2 separate regions of the Homo sapiens genome follow, and region 2 is linked to region 1. The links are chromatin loops, found by intact Hi-C in ENCODE. Cell type or tissue: PC-3. All regions are shown on one strand. Each heading gives the region's core, and the rest is flanking DNA. Links, peaks and the distances in the headings are about the cores only.

Region 1 (9,453 bases), core at 1,702-6,701:
TCCCAGAAGCCCCATGACATTTCTCCTACGGCATGGCTACTATACCCATGCACTTGTCCTATTTACTGGTCCCCTGTGCCTCCAGACCATGAAATTGTTAAGGACAAAGGCCCATTCTTCCTGACTTTATCACCAGCACCTAGCATGCTACACAGGCCATCATCACTGTCCAAAAAATCTCGGCTGCAATAATTGGTTATAATCAATCTCATGATATTGATATTTCCAAGGAAACTAGTGGTAGGGTTACATGATTACTTTTCTGTTTTTGTTGCTTTTGACTAAGTAATGTTTCTGCTTGAAATAATGATAATGTTAATTTCCAAAAATCTGTAAATCCTTTTGTCCTAACCTCATAATTAAAAGTGATGCAGTAAAAACAAAAGATCTGAGGAATTCAAAGACCAAAGATCATACTTGGAAATAGACCCTGCAGCAAACTGCTGGAAAGCTATCTTTGTTTTCAGTATAAAAAAGAAAATTCTATCCCATTACTTCTTAAAATGCATTTTTTTTATTTGTAGTTAAGTAACATTCAGCATACAGAAAACAATGGGGAAAATCTATAAAAACTATCATTTTCAGTGACATTCTGTGACCAGAGAATGCTCTGTGATGGGTTGAAGTTTAGTTTAACAAACAAAACAAACATCTGTCACAAGAAGTCAGTACCTACAAGAGTGTTTCTAAAGGCATGTGTAAGTTATTCTGTGTTAAATAGCACTATGATTATATTTGAACCATATACGTAAATATGCATAACAGTAAATTTGAATGTTCTTGAATAAGTGGGCCCCTTTTAAGTGTCAAAAAAATCATGAACACTTACATAACCTGAATTGCACTATTAATATTCATTGATTCTAAGGAAAAGCTTACTGATAAAATGCTATCATTAATTAAGTAAAGTACATTTAAATTTTCTAATTCCAACAGAAATAGGTGTGTATGCAAATCCATATTACATATGTTTGTGTGAATGATATTTATCTAGCCTTCAAATGCTACTTTGCCTACATATTGATTTGCTAATCTGAAGCCAGTTGGGAGCTACAGTATCTCATATTTAAGAAGCATTACTAGTTAGAAAGCAGGAACCATGTCTTAGAGGGTTTTGCATTCTCATGCGTAGCACGGTGTCTGGCACGTATAATAGCAATAGATATGCAATAAATGCCCAGATGAGTAAACCAAAACACTTTGTCTGTAGGATATTATAAAATTAATGTTGTTCATACTTAAGTGAGACAAAATATATTCATGAAAGAAAACCATAATAAAAAGATTATCTTATGTCAGACTTGGGCTTCTAGGTTCCTGAAAATAAATTCACATGTAGTTACTAATATGTTTGGTCACACTTGGCATGCATTGCTGCACTTTCAGTGATAGTGGCTGCTTTAGCCATGGATTTGATGAAGGGAAGGGATGGGCTGTGGAACGCCTCAGATAGAAAGTTCTTACAGAGAAAGTGTCATGGTGACTATTCTGTCAGTGGCAGGAGGGATCCAGTGGCACTGATTAATATCAGTGCCAGTGCTTTATATGGAAATGGGGAAACACGCAGAGCACAGAACTGAAATTATATTATACGTGTAGTTCCTTTTGCCTGTTTGAACATTATTGCTGGCGGCCAGAATCTCAACCTATATAATTCCATGGGAATTTTTTTCATGGATTCACCCAAGATGAAACTCTTGTCCTGTATCTTTAAATTTTTGCTTTAGCTCTAGGCTTACAGTGAACTCTGTAGTCAGGCTGCATAAATATTCCTGAGCTTTGGCTTTCTGCACCAAACTCTCCTGAGAATAGCATAGGCAGTAGATTGCAGTTAAGGATTTTTTAAATGTTTTAATTTTGTGATAGCATGCATTTTCACAAAAACCAATGTGTGCTTTAGCTTGCTACACTCTCCCCATTCTATATATTTAGAGGGAAGAGAGTAGGGAGTCATAGAGCCTGTCGTTATTTTAAAAGAAAAAGCCATAGATGTCCACGTGAAAGAGCAGAAGATTTATTAATGGAAAATGAAATAAATAAAATACTCTCTAAAGTATAAAAAGACTATTCAGCAATAAATCTTGCAGTACAGGCTGATATGCAGTGCTTAAGGTCTTATCAAGCCTATACTGAAGGAATTCAGTAGACAGTTACACTATGAATCAAGACAATATATTTAGCATATACTCTGCGTTTGCTTGCTTTTTTATTTTGTTAAACTTTCGCCAGGCTTTGACCACATTACATATTTAGTTGGAGTCTTTATATAAGGGAGCCATGATTTTACTTTTTGTATACTTTATAACTTATTAGGTAAAATGGGGCAATAGAATAAATAGAATAATGCAGGGTTTATTTGTTCTTTCTGAAGGTTTTGGATACAATTATTTCTCATGGTTTTTCTTTTGCCCTCATAAAATAAGGCTCTGCACCTCAGGTTGGAATCAATTAGGCTGATCCTCAGCTGTTCAGCATTCAAGGTTCCCAGTGGGGCAGCCTGTATGTACCTGCTCTCCCCACTGAGGTTTTAAGCTGAACTTCTGGAATTGTGCCCAGTCTTTGGGCCAGACACAGTATCTCAGCAATGCTAGTGCAGAAGTCTAGTAGGTAAAAACCTCTTTCATGGTTTAGATAAAAATCTATTGGTGCTCTTCTAAAAACAATCCTCTACCTGAAATGCTTGTAACCAGAAAATAACACTGGCAATTAGAGAGGAAGACAGCCACATAATGGGAGATGCAGAGACTCTGGGTTGGTGATTATTTATATAATATTGTTGAATGGTATAATAGATGCATACGTTCTATTGAGCTAAAGCTGTATTTATCCACTTGCCTTATTTTCATAAAGAATATATAGTAATCTAATTTCTAAAGAAAAATGTGCTATGTGGATTCTTTATACAAGAATGAGAGCTTATTTTTGGATGTAATAAGAAATGTGAAATTATTATTATTAAGAAAGTAAGATGTGGGTATTTCTCTTCCAAAGGTGTTGGTCTTCTCTGCAGCATATCTCCAGATCATCGTCAGCAGGACTGAGTTGAACAAATTGAAGAAAACAACAGTATTGCTTTTCAGATTCTGAATAATTTGCAATATTAAATTTGTAGATCAAATCAGCATTTAAATATCTGTCAAAATGATTGCTAATACAATTTGGAATTCAGGTTGAATTTTGAAATTAATGAAACTACACAAGCTTAATGAACATTAGGGATTAAAATGCAAGAATTTCTGTACTATGGAAGGACACATGCACAGGCCTGCTTTTTACAAGATCACAGGGGGAAATGAAGGGAATTCTTGAAATCAAAAACGCTGCTAAATACAAATGTCAAATCTTAGTCATCTTCTTACTTGACCAATGAGCAGCATTAGACAGAGTTGAATGCTGTCTACTCTGTGAAACATTTTCTTTACTTGGTTTCCAATACACATTTTCTTTGATTTCCCTCCTCCTTCTCTAGCCATTCCTTCTTAGCGGGCTCTTCCTCTTCCTCTCTAACTCTTAATTTTAGAGTGCTCCAGGGCTCAGTCCCTGGACCTCTTGTCTTTTCTATCTATACTCATTCCCTTTGTAACTTCAAATAGTCTTCTTGGCTTTAAATACCATCCACAGACTGAAGACTCTAACATTTTTGCTATATCCCCTAAAAACCCCAGATTTATACTCACGAACTCACTTGGATGACTAATCTGCATCTCAAATTTAACATGTCCACACTCCTGATAATTTCCCCAGACCTACTTTTCCCGTTGTCTTTCTCATCTCAGTTAACGTCAACTTCATTCTTCCAGTGGCTTGGGCCAAAACCCTTAGAGGCATTCATGACTCATCACTTTCTCTCATACCCACATCCTCTCTGTGGGCAGTTTATGTTGCCTTTACCTTTAAAATACATCCAGAATGTGACCATTTCTCACCCCTACACTTCTAACACCCGAGTTCAATCCATAATCCTCTTTTGCCTGGGTGACTGCAATAACCTCATTTCTTTGCTTTTATTTTTGATGTTTTCACTATCTTCTCAACATGCAGCAAGAGTGATTTTGTTAAAAAATGTCAGGTTATGCTTCCCCTTTGGTTAAAATTCTCATTGTGATGATGAAATTCTAAAATTTAGCAGGGAGTATAATGCAGGCCCTGACCAACTGAAATTCATGCTAACATCCACCTACTAAGATTGGACCAATACCTACCAAGTAAATATCAACTGTACTCAGAGGGCTTCACATCGTCCTGTCACCTCGGGATATTTCCATCTAAACACTTTCCTCTGTTTGGAATGCTTTTGCTCCAAGCAAGAGTCTCATCTTCCTTAAGTCTTTACTAAGAAATTATCTTCTCAGAAAGCTTTCCCCTGACTACTCAACTTAAAATTGCAGGTCTTCCTGACCCCAAATCCTGGCCTTCCTTAGGAACACTGATCACCAAATGTCATACTACACATTTTACATAAATATCTTGTTTATTGTCTCTCTTCCCCACTATAATGAATCCCCACAAGAATAGACTTTTTTTTTTTACTCCTATACCCATCACTTAGAACAAGGTCTACATAAAATAAGTGCTCGAGAATACTTGTTGAATTAAAGTTGAATAAATAAATGAACAAATGAAAGCAACGTATAGTGTGGAGCTAAGAAACGCAGCTCAAAGCTTGGGGATTGTAACTGTACCTGTCTTATCCTAGAATGGCACATTTAAAAAATGTTTTTGTTTTTGTTATTTCTAGGTGAACTGCTAAATTCAATAGTTTCCATCTAGATTTCTAAATGGAGCTGGGAATATATAAACAAACAAACAAATAAATAAGTAGAGTAAGTCTACAATGTGAGTTTGGCTTTTTAGTGTTAATAATGTTACACATTTAACATTCCGTGACATTATCTAAATAAACTTACTTAAACTCACCCAATAACAATAAGAGTGTTTGTTTAACTTTTCCTTCCCTTAAATTAGCAAAACAGCTTAATCAGGGTAACAAAGAGCTGCTTGAGTTTTATATACTGTGCCTTCTTCCCAGAACTTACTATTTCCCAGCTCCTCCATGAGGAGAGATTTTACCTCTGAGTTCTTATTATTTCCATTTTCTCTTAACGAGCTCTTTCTGCTCAGCATTGATAAATGCTCAAATCATCACAAACACTTCCTCCCTTATGACTCCTTCAGTCACTTCACTGCTTGCAAGTTGTAGTCTGTCCCCAATTCCTCACCTAAAAAGGAACACCCAGAGCCCCTTGGTTGTGAATCTAGTGGGTATTCCTTGGTCTTTATCCTACCTGACTTTCCGTCAACAACTGAGATGACTAACATCTGATTCTTAGGACACTTTCCTTATTGATAGCATTCATTCATTTATCTCCTTCCATTCCTTTGACTAACCTCTCTGGGTATTCTTTCTCACATTATTTGTTTATCAGAAATGAATACGCTTACTGAAGTTTTTTCTAATAAGGTCAGATACTTCCAACTTTTAAGTTAAGAAATTGTTTAAGCACTAAAATATGTTAATGAAATGAAAACATTAATAAATTAGTTCTATACTTCCACAGACATATTCTGACTATAAATCTTAAGTAATTTCATTTTAATATCCCACTGCCTAATGAAAAGAATTAAGCACATACACTTCCTAACTTCTAAGTAACAGATTGTGGAGGATGCTTTAATGGGACCCTCAGATCCTCCTTCAGGAACAAAACATTAATTTCCCCAGCCACAAGTGTTGGATCCTGAAAGCTCACAAGTTAGTACCTCCCTACTCATTCTCCTGCCCAATAAAACTACCTCATCTGCATGTCTTCCCTGAGGACAGCCATATCCAAGGACTGCTTGATGCTGGGGTGAAAAAGCACAACCCCCTTGTCTCAATGCCAGACAATGTGGAAGAGCCATGCTAGCTTCAGAGCTCCCCATGACACTATCTGAGAGCTCTTTTACAACCACCACTCAGTAAGCCTCCCCGTCTTCCCAGTGCTGCTGCCCTTACTCCCTCTAAGAGCTCTTCTTGCACATCAATCTCCATTTCAGACTCTGGTGCCTGGGAAATTCCATCTAGACATACGTCATCTCTAATACTTGAGATACTGAGTGTCTGTGCTACCGAACGTTGGCAGAATATGCCACCTCAAAATTAGCCACTTTGGCATAAGGCATTTCAAAAATAGCAGGAAAAAAAGAGTCTGACCTTCTTTCTCCTCCCTGTACCAGGAAGAAAGAAATATTTTTCTTACCAGAGATGGTGAGTCAAGGCTGAAAAGTATCTGTACCAACAGATCTTATAAAAATAATTTTTATCTTCCTTAGCTATCCCATACATATTAGTTACTTATCCACTATCACCAGACTTTGTTCAACCTAATGTATAAACATCTGGGTTTTGCCACTTCTTTCGGTCTTCATTTTCTTGTGGAGATTTCTAGGTGCATGTAAAATAAACTCTACGATTTTCTCCTATTAATCTGCCTTATGTCAATCTAGTCTCAAACCTAGCCAAAGATCCTAAGAGTGCAGAGGTAGAGCTTTGCCTTCCCTACTTCATTTCAAGTGGCTCAGTTTCAACCCTTGAACAGAATGCCACTGAACATTTGTGATTTCAGCTTTAGTCTCACTGCAACATTTAAACTAAAAATATTCTCTACTAAGCCAGAGAAGTTGGTCACATTATAATCTCCTTGATAACCTGCTTTAAAATTTCAATATGTAGTACTAGAAAAAAATGCAAGGTAGTGCCTGCCCAACAGTGAGTTTAGTTGACAGAATCAAGCAAGTTACTCGTAGCTGCTTGTCAAATTGAACCAAACTAAAGTGAGAAAAGAGCTGATAGGTTTAGAGTCAGGTAAATCAATTAAGGCTTACCATTTCTCCTTACTAAATTGATTTTCATGATCGGCACGAGAATGTCAGCCAAATGATATTAGGACATTTAATTTTATTTTAGCTATATTTACACACACATGAATGCACAACCGGTTTGCCTGAATATAAAGAACACTTGAATCAGGGAACAATCGCACTTTTTAAGACAGAGGTTATCAGATTGAATTTTTTGAAAATATAGGTATATATCCTTTTAAAAAGGTACACTAAAAACAAAACAACCCTGAAAGGTGGGAAATAATATGACGGTGTGTGTGCCAAAACATTTAACTTAAAGAAAAGCAATGTAAATAACAAACCGAATAGAATTTTAGACAAAAATTGATACAAAGATTATAAGAGATAGGTGACTAACCACCAGGAAGTGAGAACATTCATTATCATGTATGTGTGTGTATATATCTATCTATATCTATATATCTATATATATATCTATCTATATAGATATATCTATATATCTATCTATGTAGATCTATCTATATATCTATATAGATCTATCTATATAGATATATCTATATATCTATATATCTATATATCATATACAGATATATACACACACATATATATACACACACATATATATACACACACATATATATATATATACCTACAGGCCCTGGATATATAGAAAGTAATAACTTTAACAAAAGTATAGCAGACAATATACAGAGCATCAAATTATATTTTTGTAGCTCCAACTCCAACATATAAAAGCACATTTGCCATTGATATACCCAGATACATTAAAAAAGAAAAAAAACTCAGTGCTACATCTCTACTGCCCAATACAGTAGCACTAGCCACAAGTGGCTATATAAACTTAAAGTTAAATTTTATTTAACTTAAAGTTAAATAAAATTACAATTACAAATTCAGTGAAAGTAAATTTCTGTTTTTTTGTTTGTTTTGTTTTTTTAGCCACCCTGTCTGTGGTACTTTGTCACTGCAGCTCCAGCCAAATAACACATCAGGTTTGATATATTTTTACACCATACTCTCTTTCATACCTGCTTACTAACAATAATTGGAAATATCAATAACACTGATGATTTTTTTTAAATCACAAAATTATGACATTCAAAATTTAGAGGTTGTTTTCTGAATAAGATATTAAAAGGCACTCAGAATTTCAGAACCCATCTCATGCTGAATAAGACATAGTGTCCCGGAGCCAGGAAAGCATTCACTTTTTATAAATGCACTTTTGTTTAGTTCTCTCAGCTGTGCACAGAAGAAACAGGACAGAGAATTGCACAGATTTGTGCAGCATATTATCCAACCAACAGCAATGATACAAACTCTCAATGGCAGAAGAGATATTATGAGTGTTTATTGTTAATGTTTGAAAATAAAAAGTGGTAATGCTATAATTATATCCTATTTTTTTAAGATTTGAATATATCCTACCATTAAAATATTTGGTTCTCATGCTATATACTTTTCTTTATTTCACAGACTAAGGAATTTATCAGATACCAGAAACTCATGGGTATATTGAATAAGCCCAGAGTTATTGCTAATGTGAGAAACACACTCACCCACCCAAACCCAAAGATGGACTTAGAAGCAAAAAGAACAGCGAAAGTGAGACTTTTAATAACAGCCTTGCAAGATCGAGTGTCTGGTAGGCAGGCACATCTGGGGCAGTCACAACAGGTAATTTATCTCCTAGCACGCAAGTCCCTCCCCTAGTTCCTCATTGGTCGAGTACTATGGGGTTACAATCTTCCCAGACGTTGCCTAAAGTTTCATTATCTCCCTTATAAGGTTATACCTCCATCCCCTTCCTTGCTTAAGTTTCGACTTCCCAAAAATGAAACTTTCTTCCCTTTTATGGGCTGACCCCTCCGCTACATTCTGTTTGCTTATTGTGACCTTCTAGGTGCAAGAGCCCTGTGGTTTGTTACATTTGCAGCCTGGCTGCCAGTACTTAGATTTATCATGCCTTGAAAATGGACCATTTAAAATGTTTTCTCACACTAACAACACAATCAAAGCCGTTGATATATTTCTTTAACAAACACGAGCAATTTACAAAGTTAATTAATTTAATTTTCCTAAAAAGCTTATGAATAAACACTATTATTACCCAATTTTAAAGTTGGGTAACGTAAGATGGCAGAGAGGTTGAATAACTTCCTGAAAGACACTGGGGGCACAGCCTCAGTTTGAATCCAAGCTGCTGCCTTTGGAGTCTGTGCTCTTAACCACTGTGCTACAGCTTAACCTGCGAGTAGCTCTGCTAACTCTTGTTTTCAAGCGTAGACTTACCCATGTAGAGGCAAACATAGGGAAAAATGAATCGTGTCAAGTTCCATCCGCATGTGTCCCAGTTAAATGTCTACATTAAGGTAAATTAAAGCTGGCAAATCTACAGTATTTAGGGATACATTTTCAGGTTGTAATGTGGTAAAACAAGCAAGAAAGTGATTAATATAAAAATAAATACAGTATTTTGCTTTGCCAGCTGTGGGAGGCTGGGGGAGGGGGGATTGTGGCTAGAAAAGAGTACTACACAGAATGTATCTGGATTAAGACTGTTTTTTTTTTTTTGACCAAATGATGTTA
Region 2 (9,453 bases), core at 1,902-6,901, 150 kb after region 1:
AAAAGTTTACTTCTTTTCACATCACATACATCTTTTTTTCTTTTGTCTCTACATTTGTGCATCTTTTCTACATCCATTCATGTTCAAATGTCCTATCAATACTTATCAATATAGCAAATATTTTAATGTCTATGAAAATGACATTTATTTTCCTATAACTTAAAAATTTGAAAGAAAATAGTGAGTTTTTTGTTTTTTTTTTTTTGCCATTGCTATCTGTTCAAGGTTCAGTGTAGGCAACAAAAGACTCTTAGATATTTAAAACAGAATAGGATCTTTTGAAACACTGCTGAAATGTAGAATGATTCCCAGAATAATGAAAAGCTGTCCAATCATGAGAACTACTACTTCAGATCCCATCAGTGTACTTAGAGTTACACTGGAATAAGAACCTATTTTAGTTTTTGCTGTCTCTGCCCCTGACCTCCCTGTAGATTTGAGAAAGAAACACCATAATTATGAGTCAGGAATTAGGAAGTTGTAGGAGTTACTGCTGCTATTGCTGATGCCACAGCTGATTAGGAAACTGGACAATGGACCCTGGATCTCTATTGGAGGGAGACCTCACATATCTACAACTAGGCTTGCCAGCATCACTATTCATAAATTATGCAATGACTATAATCCTCCATACGTGAGGTTCAACTCTAGTTATAAGTCTAGAAAATATTGTAATTAGTTATGTTTAAGGCCAAATTATGGGTAAATTCATAAAATTAACTTGGAAATAATTGGATTTTAAGCTACTTAAATGCACATAAATGATTTTAAAAGTATGAGTTTTAAAATTACATTACTATGATTTCTCATAAATATCATTTGGATGCAGTCAAATGTTCACTTTAAAGTAGTTTCATTTTTCTTTGACATAAAAAATATACTTATATGGAAATCTTCTATTTTTTGATGCTTGGCATCATCATAAATTTCTCGTGCCTTTTCCATGAAGTAAAAAGAAAGTGGTCAGTTTTTACTTTCCAGGTTTCTACTTACCTCTGTCCAATAGTCAATCATCAAATTCGAAGGAATTTCAGAAATGATTATTTTCTAACTCTTTGATTGCACCTAGGATTTCTGCTTCTTCATATGCTTTGGACATGCTTTGTTAGTTGGCATTGAAACTAAAGGTAGGGGGGATAATGTGTCTCATTTCTTGTCTACCATAATGTGGGTTGATATTAAAAACCCCTAACTCTCAACACCTGACTTTTAACCTTGGTACCATATGTGTTTATTGGATAGAGAAGATGTTTCAAAGGGAAAGGGGAAAAATTCCTAAATTACTCATTTCTCCCTGTACTCGTTCTGCTTATCCAAAAATCATTTTTTGTTGTTAGGTTTCAGTCACGTTTTTATAATGTAAGCTTTATGCAATCAAGAATTTTGTCTGTCTTGGTCTTTTTTGTCTAGCACCAAGAACTAGTACTGAAACTGAATATATTGTACAGAAGAAGGAAGGAGAACATTCTTACAGGACTAATACTCATTAAGTACCCAATATTTTCTATAATTTCAAACCAACACAAAGTCAGTGAGTTTTACCTTCTAAAGAATTGTATTAGGGTTCAAAATTATCAGTCAGGATTTATGAAGCATCAGTAACAATTCAACAGTTAGATATAGAAACTGGAAGTCTACTTTATGTTATATTATTGGAGCCAGCTTCTCTTATGAGGCAACATTTATGTGAAGGCCTAAACAATGTAATGGTAACAGATTGCACAAAGAATCAGAAAGAGGGTTTTCCCCATTCTGCTCCTTTTCCACCAGTGCTGTCACTTCAGATGTAGTGGCTTCTTTCTCATTGAATCCTATGGTCAATTCAAAAGAGGAAACATCAATACTATAGCCTGAACAATTTGGAGATATAAAGCCAATAATGTCAATAAAGCTATATACCAAATATTTTAATGGCAATAACTTGATTACTGTTATATTCTGAATGTTTTTGTTCCCCCAAATTCATATGTTGAAATCTAATCATCAATGTGATGGTATTAGGAGTTGGGGTTGTTGAGAGGTAGTTAGGCCAAGAAGGCAGACCCCTAATGAATGGAATTATTGGCCTTATAAAAGAAGTCCTAGAGAGCTGCTGTGTGCTTTCTACTGTGTGAGCATGCAGTGAGAAGATGGATATTTACAAACCAAGAAGCAGACCCTCATCAGACACCAAATCTGCTGGCACGTTAATCTTGGACTTCCTAGCCTCCAGAACTGTTGCGGGAAGTCAGGGACCCTGAACAGAGGGACCGGCTGGAGCCGAGGCAGAAGAACATAAATTGTGAAGATTTCATGGACATTTATCAGTTCCCAAAATTAATACTTTTATAATTTCTTACACCTCTCTTTACTGCATTCTCTGAACATAAACTGTGAAGATTTCATGGACATTTATCACTTCTTCCCGAATTAACACTCTTATAATTTCTTATGCTTGTCTTTACTTTAATCTCTTAATCCTGTTATCTTCGTAAGCTGAGAATGTACATCACCTCAGGACCACTATTGTACAAATGGATTGTAAAACATATGTGTTTGAAATCAGTGTACCCTGAAAAAGAACAGAATAACAGTGATTTTTCAGGGAACAAGGGAAGATAACCTTAAGGTCTGACTGCCTGCAGGGTTGGGCAGAATAGAGCCATATTTTTCTTCTTGCAGAAAGCCTATAGACAGATGTGTGAGTAGAAGAAATATCGCTGAATTCTTTTCCCAGCAAGGAATAACCCTAGGGAAGGAATGCATTCCTGTGGGTAGGTCTATAGAGGGCTGCTCTGGAGGTGTCTATCTTATGTGGTTGAGATAAGGACTGAAATACGCCCTGGTCTCCTGCAGTACCCTCAGGCTTGCTAGGATTGGGAAATTCCAGCCTGGTAAATTCTAGTCAGACCGGTTGTCTGCTCTTGAACCCTGTCTCCTGTTAAGATGTTTATCAAGACAATGCGTACACAACGGGACATAGACCCTCATCAGTAATTCTAATTTTGCCTTCACCTTGTAATCTTTATTGCCCTTTGAAGCATGTGATCCTTGTGACCTACTCCCTGTTGGTAAACCTTCCCCCGCTTTTAAAACTCCTAATAAAAACTTGCTGGTTTTGCAGCTTGGAGTCAGCATCACGGTCCTACCAATATGTGATGTCACCCCCGGAGGCCCAGCTGTAAAATTTCTCTCTTTGTACTCTTTCTCTTTATTTCTCAGACTGGCCGACACTTAGGGAAAATAGAAAAGAACCTACATTGAAATATTAGGGGCTGGTTCCCTTGATACAGAGCAGTGCCAAATAAATGTCTGTTGTTTATATGCTACTCAGTTTATAGTATTTTGTTACAGAAGCTATAATGGGCTAAGACAGTGGCCTATATAAATTTATCTTTAAATTAAATAACCAAAATAACACTTTCTGTAGCATTACATCTTCCCAAGAGCGATTAATATAAAATATATTTATTTAAGAAATTACCCATCTGTGAACTGACTCCTGTTATCTCAGATGTTATTCACTGCTGAGAATTTAGAAGTCAAAAAATAATACTTCTTTTTTATTTTCTGAGTCTGGAATCAATTAAGAGAATTACTCAATAATTCATAAATATGGCAATTTAAGTATAATATATAGAATATGATGGCTTCAGTAGGGAGTGAGTGGAAAGTACACTTATTCTTTCACCATTGTTCTTGCCATTTTGCTTATTTAATATATTTAATCAATTTGATTATGCTCTATTTTAATTTTCTCCCTGGAAAATGAAGAGAAAATTGTTTTTGCATGATCTAAGATTTCAAGATTCTATGTTTATGGCAAAAAGCTTATGCTCGGTGTATGAGTGAGACATTGATGATAAAGTCCTTTCTTCTGTACCTCCAAAGGCTTATAAGGCTACAGATTAGTCAGACATGCAAATAACTGTAATGAAAGGAAAGGAAACCTGTGAGCCAGGACTATGTAAAAAGATCCAGACAGGGTAAGTTGCATGAAGACAAAAATGAAAATACTTCATTTCAAGGACTTCTTAGTTCTTTTATACAGAAACCAGAAAATTATTTCACTGTAAAATGTCCTTGGCTACTGAAGAGACCACAGACTTTAATATAAAGGTTATTAACTGTTCCAAAAATGAGTAAAAACCTATCTTTTAACAGGCTAAAACTTTTTACAAAAATGTTTAGGTTTCACTGATAAACATTTATAGACCTAAAAAGTGGAAGAAATATACATTTTGAGAAACACTAAAAATTTTTCCAATGTTTTTTAAAAATAAAAAATATATATTTTTGATTTAAAAATAAGCATGAGCTAGACAAATTTTTTCTGCATATATTTGTAGTTCTTTCTTTAAATACTGGTATGCACATAATTTTAATACTTTCAAATATATTATAAAGACTTCAGATTTTTTGAAACACTTCAGGTTTCAGCAAAGTTTGGAGATTATCAATCCTATCCTCAAAAGAAAAAAAAAAAAAAAACAGTTGTACAAACTGAAAACCAACAATTTTTCTTAGGTTCATTAGAAAATTGAGGTCACGGGGCAAATGGCCATACCAAAATCTGAAGAGAGAGTTAAATACAGAGAGGCACAGCCCAGGTCAACTGATGTGAATCATAAACTGTTAGAGTCAGTAACTAACTACAAGCATGACTCAGAGATATTGTGGGTTTGATTCCAGACCACCCACAATAAAGTGAATATCATAATAAGGTGACTCATATGAATATTTTGGTTTCCCTACACATATAAAAGTTATGTTCACACTATAATGTAGTCTATTAAGTGTGCAACAGCATTATGGTAAAAAAAATGAGCATATCTTAATTTAAAAATACTTTATTGCTTAGAAATGCTTATCATCATCAGAACCCTCAGTGAGCCTTAATCTTTTTGCTGCTGGAGGGTCTTGCTCAATATTGATGGCTGCTGACTGATCAGAGTGGTGTATGGTGAAGATTGGGGTGGTTGTGGTGGTTTTAAAAATAAGACAACAATGAAATTTGCCGCATTGATTGACTCATGCTTTCATGCATGATTTCTCTGTGGCATGAAATGCTATTTGATAGCATTTTACTCATAGTATAATTTCTTTCAAAATTGGAGTCAGTGCTCTCAAACCCTGCTGCTGCCTTTACCAACTTTTATGTAATATTCTAATATTATGTAGTATTCTGAGATTATGTAATATTATATAATATTCTCTTTGTTGTCATTTCAACAATGCTCACAGCATCTTTACCAGGAGTGGATTCCACATCAAGAAACCACTATCTTTGTTAATCTCCAAGATGCAAATCCTCACCCATTCCAGTTTTATAATCAGATTGCAGCAGTTAAGTCACATCAGTAAGCTCCACTTCTAATTCTTTTTCTCTTGCTATTTTCATCACATCTGCAGTTATGTCCTCCACCGAAGGTCTTGAACTCCTCAAAGTTACTCATGAGGGTTGGCATCAACTTCTTTCAAACTCCTGATAATGTTGATATTTTAACCTCCTACCATGACTCCAGAATGGTCTTAGTGGTATCTAGAATGGTGACTCCTTTCCTGAAGGTTTTCAATTTCCTTTGCCCAGTTCCATCAGATAAATCACTGTCTAAGGCAGCTATAGCCTTACAAAATGTATTTCTTAAATAATAAGACTCCAATCTGAAGTGGTTCCTTGATCCAAGGGCTACAGAGTGGATGTTGGATGTTGTGTTAGCGGGTATGAAAACATTCATGTCCTTGTACATCTCCATTGGAGCTCTTGGGTGACCAGTGAAAGCCCTAGATGGCATCTTCTTCCAATATAAGGCTGTTTGGTCTACACTGAAATATCTGTTGTTTAGCGTAGCCACCCTTATCAATGATCTTAGATCTTCTGTACAACTTCCTACAGCTTATATATTAGCACTTACTGTTTCACTTTGCCTTTTTAGTTATGGATATGGCTTCTTTCCTTAAACCTCAGGGACCATCCTCTGCTAGCTTCAAACTTTTCTTCTGCAGCTTCCTTACCTCTCTCAGCCTTCATATAATTGAAGAGAGTTAGACCATTGTTCTGAATTAGGGTTTGGTTTAAGGGTATATTGTGACTGGTTTGATCTATCCAGACAGCTAACACTTTCTCCATATCAGTAATAAGGCTGTTTCACTCTTTTACCATTCCTTTGTTTACTGAAGTAGCATTTTTAATTTCCTCCAGGAACTTTTTTATTAGTATCATGTCTGTCATGGTGCTCTGTGATCAATGATCTTTGATGTTACCAATGTAATTGTATTGGGCCACCACGACTCACACCCATATAAGGAGGCATATGTAATTGGTAAGTGCTGTGTGTGTTCTGATTTGCTCAACTGAACAGCTATTCACTCATTTCTCTCCTTCTCAGCTCTCCCTATCCCCTGAGACACAACTAAACAGGCATACCTTAGAAATATTGTGAATTTTGTTCCAGATCACCTTAAGAAAACAAATATCATAATAAAGTGATTCACATAAATTTTTTGTTTCCCAGTGCATATAAAAGTTATGTTCAGATTATGTAGTCTAGAGGGAAATAGTCATTTCGAAAATGCTCAGGTGAAAAGTGACTATACTGAAATAAACTTGGATTATTCTCTGTAACAAAGGCCCATCCTTCAAGGGAAACTACTTTACCAGAGCCTTGTGAAATCTGAGGAAGGGACAAGTACCCAACTCCAGTACCCTCTAGCCTTCTTGTCTTTCATAAGGTAAAGAGCAAAAAAGTCTAAGAAGCACTTCTGAAGGTCACAGAAGGGGGATTTTGGCCACTAAAAGAAAGATTTAATCATAAGTTTATAGAATGCTTCCCTCCTCAATATCTTACTGGCACATTAATACAGCTCTAGAATAACAACAGTGAATTACAACTGAGAGAACCTGAAGGCAGATTCTATTAAAGAAGTCATTCTTAGGAAATCCAAAGATAGGAAGATGGAAAAAACTAAAGTAAACAAAACGAGGAAACTTGAGAAAACTGAAGTCTCTTGGACCTACAACTGCTGCAAACATCTAGAAATCTGTCTCCAGTGAAATTACCCTTCATAAGTCACAGAGAAATAAAGACTTTCTGAGACAAAGAAAATGAGATAATTTGTCACAAGTAGACATACTTTGCAAAAAATTTTAAAAGAAATTATTTAAAGAGAAGAAAAATAATATGTGTCATAAACTGAGATCTACATTAAGGAAGAGCATCAGAGAAGAAATGTATGAAGATAAAATAAAATGATGTATTTTTATGATTCATAATTAACCAAATAGATAATGTTTGTTCAAAGTAATTATAGCAATAATATATGGAGTGATTACAGTGTGTGGATAAGTGAAATTAAGAAACAGCAAGAAGGAATTGAAAATACTCTGCTATATGGTATCTGCACTACTCAGGAATTGGTATAGTGTTATTTGAAAGTGGATTTAGAATAATCATAAATGTATGTTGTAAACCTTAGGGTCAGCACTAAAACAATTTAAAAATGTATGGTGGAAATGCTGAGAGGAGATGAGATGGAATCATATAAACTACCCAATTAAAACTAAAGAAGGAGGAAAAAGGAGCTGTAAAAAATTCAAGAAAAATGACAAAGAATAAAAAATTGTTGCAAACATGATAAATATTAATTCAACTATGTACACTAGTAATCACTATAAACATAAATGGTCAAAATACACCAATTAAAAAATAAAGACTGTCAGAGTGAATTAAAAAATAAGATCAAAGAAGAAGTCTCAAGAGAAATTTTAAAATACTGTCAATTAAATAAAAATTAAAATGCCACTTATCAAAATTTGTAGGACTTAGTAAAAGCAGTGCTAAGCAGGAAATTAATAACATTGAATTCATATATTAGAAATGAAGATCTAAGCCTCATTAATCTAAGCCTCCACCTTAAACCTGTAATAAGAGAAACATAATTCTAAAGGAAGCAGAATAAAAGAAGGAGAAAATAGTGTATAACTTGACATTGAAGACAAAAAATCCATAAAGAAAATCCATAAAACAAAAAGCTGATTCATTGAAAAAATAAATACAATTGATAAAACTCTTGCCAGGATAACCAAGACAAAATAAAAAGGGAAGATACAATTTACTACTATCAGAAATGAAAGAGGAGTCATCATTATAATCCTTTCAAGGTCCTTGGGGGTTGATGTTATGAAAAACTCTATGTCTATAAATTTGATAACCTAGATGAAATGGGTTAATTCATTGAAAGACATAAACTACCAAAACTCACATAAGGAGACAGATAATAAGAATAGACCTATATCTAAGAAGGAATTAAAAAATAATTAATAATCTTACAAAAAATCCCAAACCACCAGGCCCACATGGTTCACTGATAAATTCTGTAAACATTTATGGAGAGCAGAGAACACCTTCTAATTCATTCAGTGAGGCCAGCATTACCTTAATACCAAAATCCAACAAAATATTACAAGAAAGGGAAACTACAGACCAATATTCTCATCAAGAGAGTTTTTAAGAACTTTAACCAAATATTTGCAAATCAAGTTCAATAATGTATGCAAAGCATTATATACTATGACAAAGTGGGATTTATTCCAGGCATGCAATGCTGATTCAACATTTTAAAAAATTATTAAGATATTCCATCACAATAACAAGCTAATGAATAAAAATTATACACTTCAATAGATACATAAAAACTTTTGACAAAACCCAACACTCATTTGTGATTAAAAACTCTCAGTACACTAGGAGTTGAGGGGAATATTTGCAATTTGATGAAGACCATATACAAAAATCTTACAAGTTTACCTCACTAATTGTGAGAAGCTAGATGCTTTCCCCTAAAACTGGGAACAGTAAAGATGTCCTCTTTTCCCATTCTTATTAAATATTGTACTGGAAATAGAGCTAACTAATTCAATAAGACAAGGAAAGAAAATAAAACTATATAGATTGGAAAGAAAAATAAAACTGTGTATATTCATAGATAACTTGATTTTCTGTGTAGAAAATACCAACCATTCCTCAAAAAATATCCTGGAACTAATAAGTATGTATGGCAAGATTGCAGATACAATGTTAAAACAAAAATCAGTTGTTTCCTATATGGTAGTAATAAATTAATGAAATTTGAAATTAAAAACACAGTACCATTTATATTAGCACCAAAGAAATGAAATGCTTAGATATAAATCTAATAAAATATGTATAGAATCAATATGAAGAAAACTAAACTCTTATGAAGAAAATCAAAGATGATATAAATAAATGGAAAGATAATTCATGTTCTTTTATAACAATACTCAATATAATTAAGATGTCAAGCATTCCCATCTTTATCTATAAATTCAACTCAATCCCAGTAAAAATCAAGGCAAGTTATTTTGTGGATATTGACGAACTGATTCTAAAATTTGTATGAAAATTCTAAAGACCCAGAACAGAGAGCACAATACTGAATAAGAAAAGTTCATGG

Evidence for each region. Hi-C counts contacts between places; a loop is a spot of excess contacts. Peaks named below come from ENCODE experiments on the same cell type or tissue, not always from the same donor. Only the 100,000 strongest peaks of a DNase experiment are listed, where the experiment ranks them.
Region 2: a loop joins it to region 1, with 3 times the contacts of the local background. A loop is called at or near these places in 5 of 110 quality-filtered maps.

Annotation. Positions count from the first base shown.
Region 1 is chr5:84,284,355-84,293,807 of GRCh38, forward strand. The region is part of intron 1 of EDIL3 (EGF like repeats and discoidin domains 3); the gene reads right to left. Among named protein-coding and RNA genes, the nearest start is that of EDIL3-DT, 93 kb to the right of the region's middle. In PC-3, for the core only: no CTCF peak of the experiment used is centred there; a DNase peak (open chromatin) is centred at 3,807; H3K4me3 peaks cover 248 bases; H3K27ac peaks cover 1,303 bases.
Region 2 is chr5:84,433,172-84,442,624 of GRCh38, forward strand. No RefSeq gene overlaps it. Among named protein-coding and RNA genes, the nearest start is that of EDIL3, 53 kb to the left of the region's middle. In PC-3, for the core only: no CTCF peak of the experiment used is centred there; a DNase peak (open chromatin) is centred at 4,650; H3K27ac peaks cover 1,396 bases.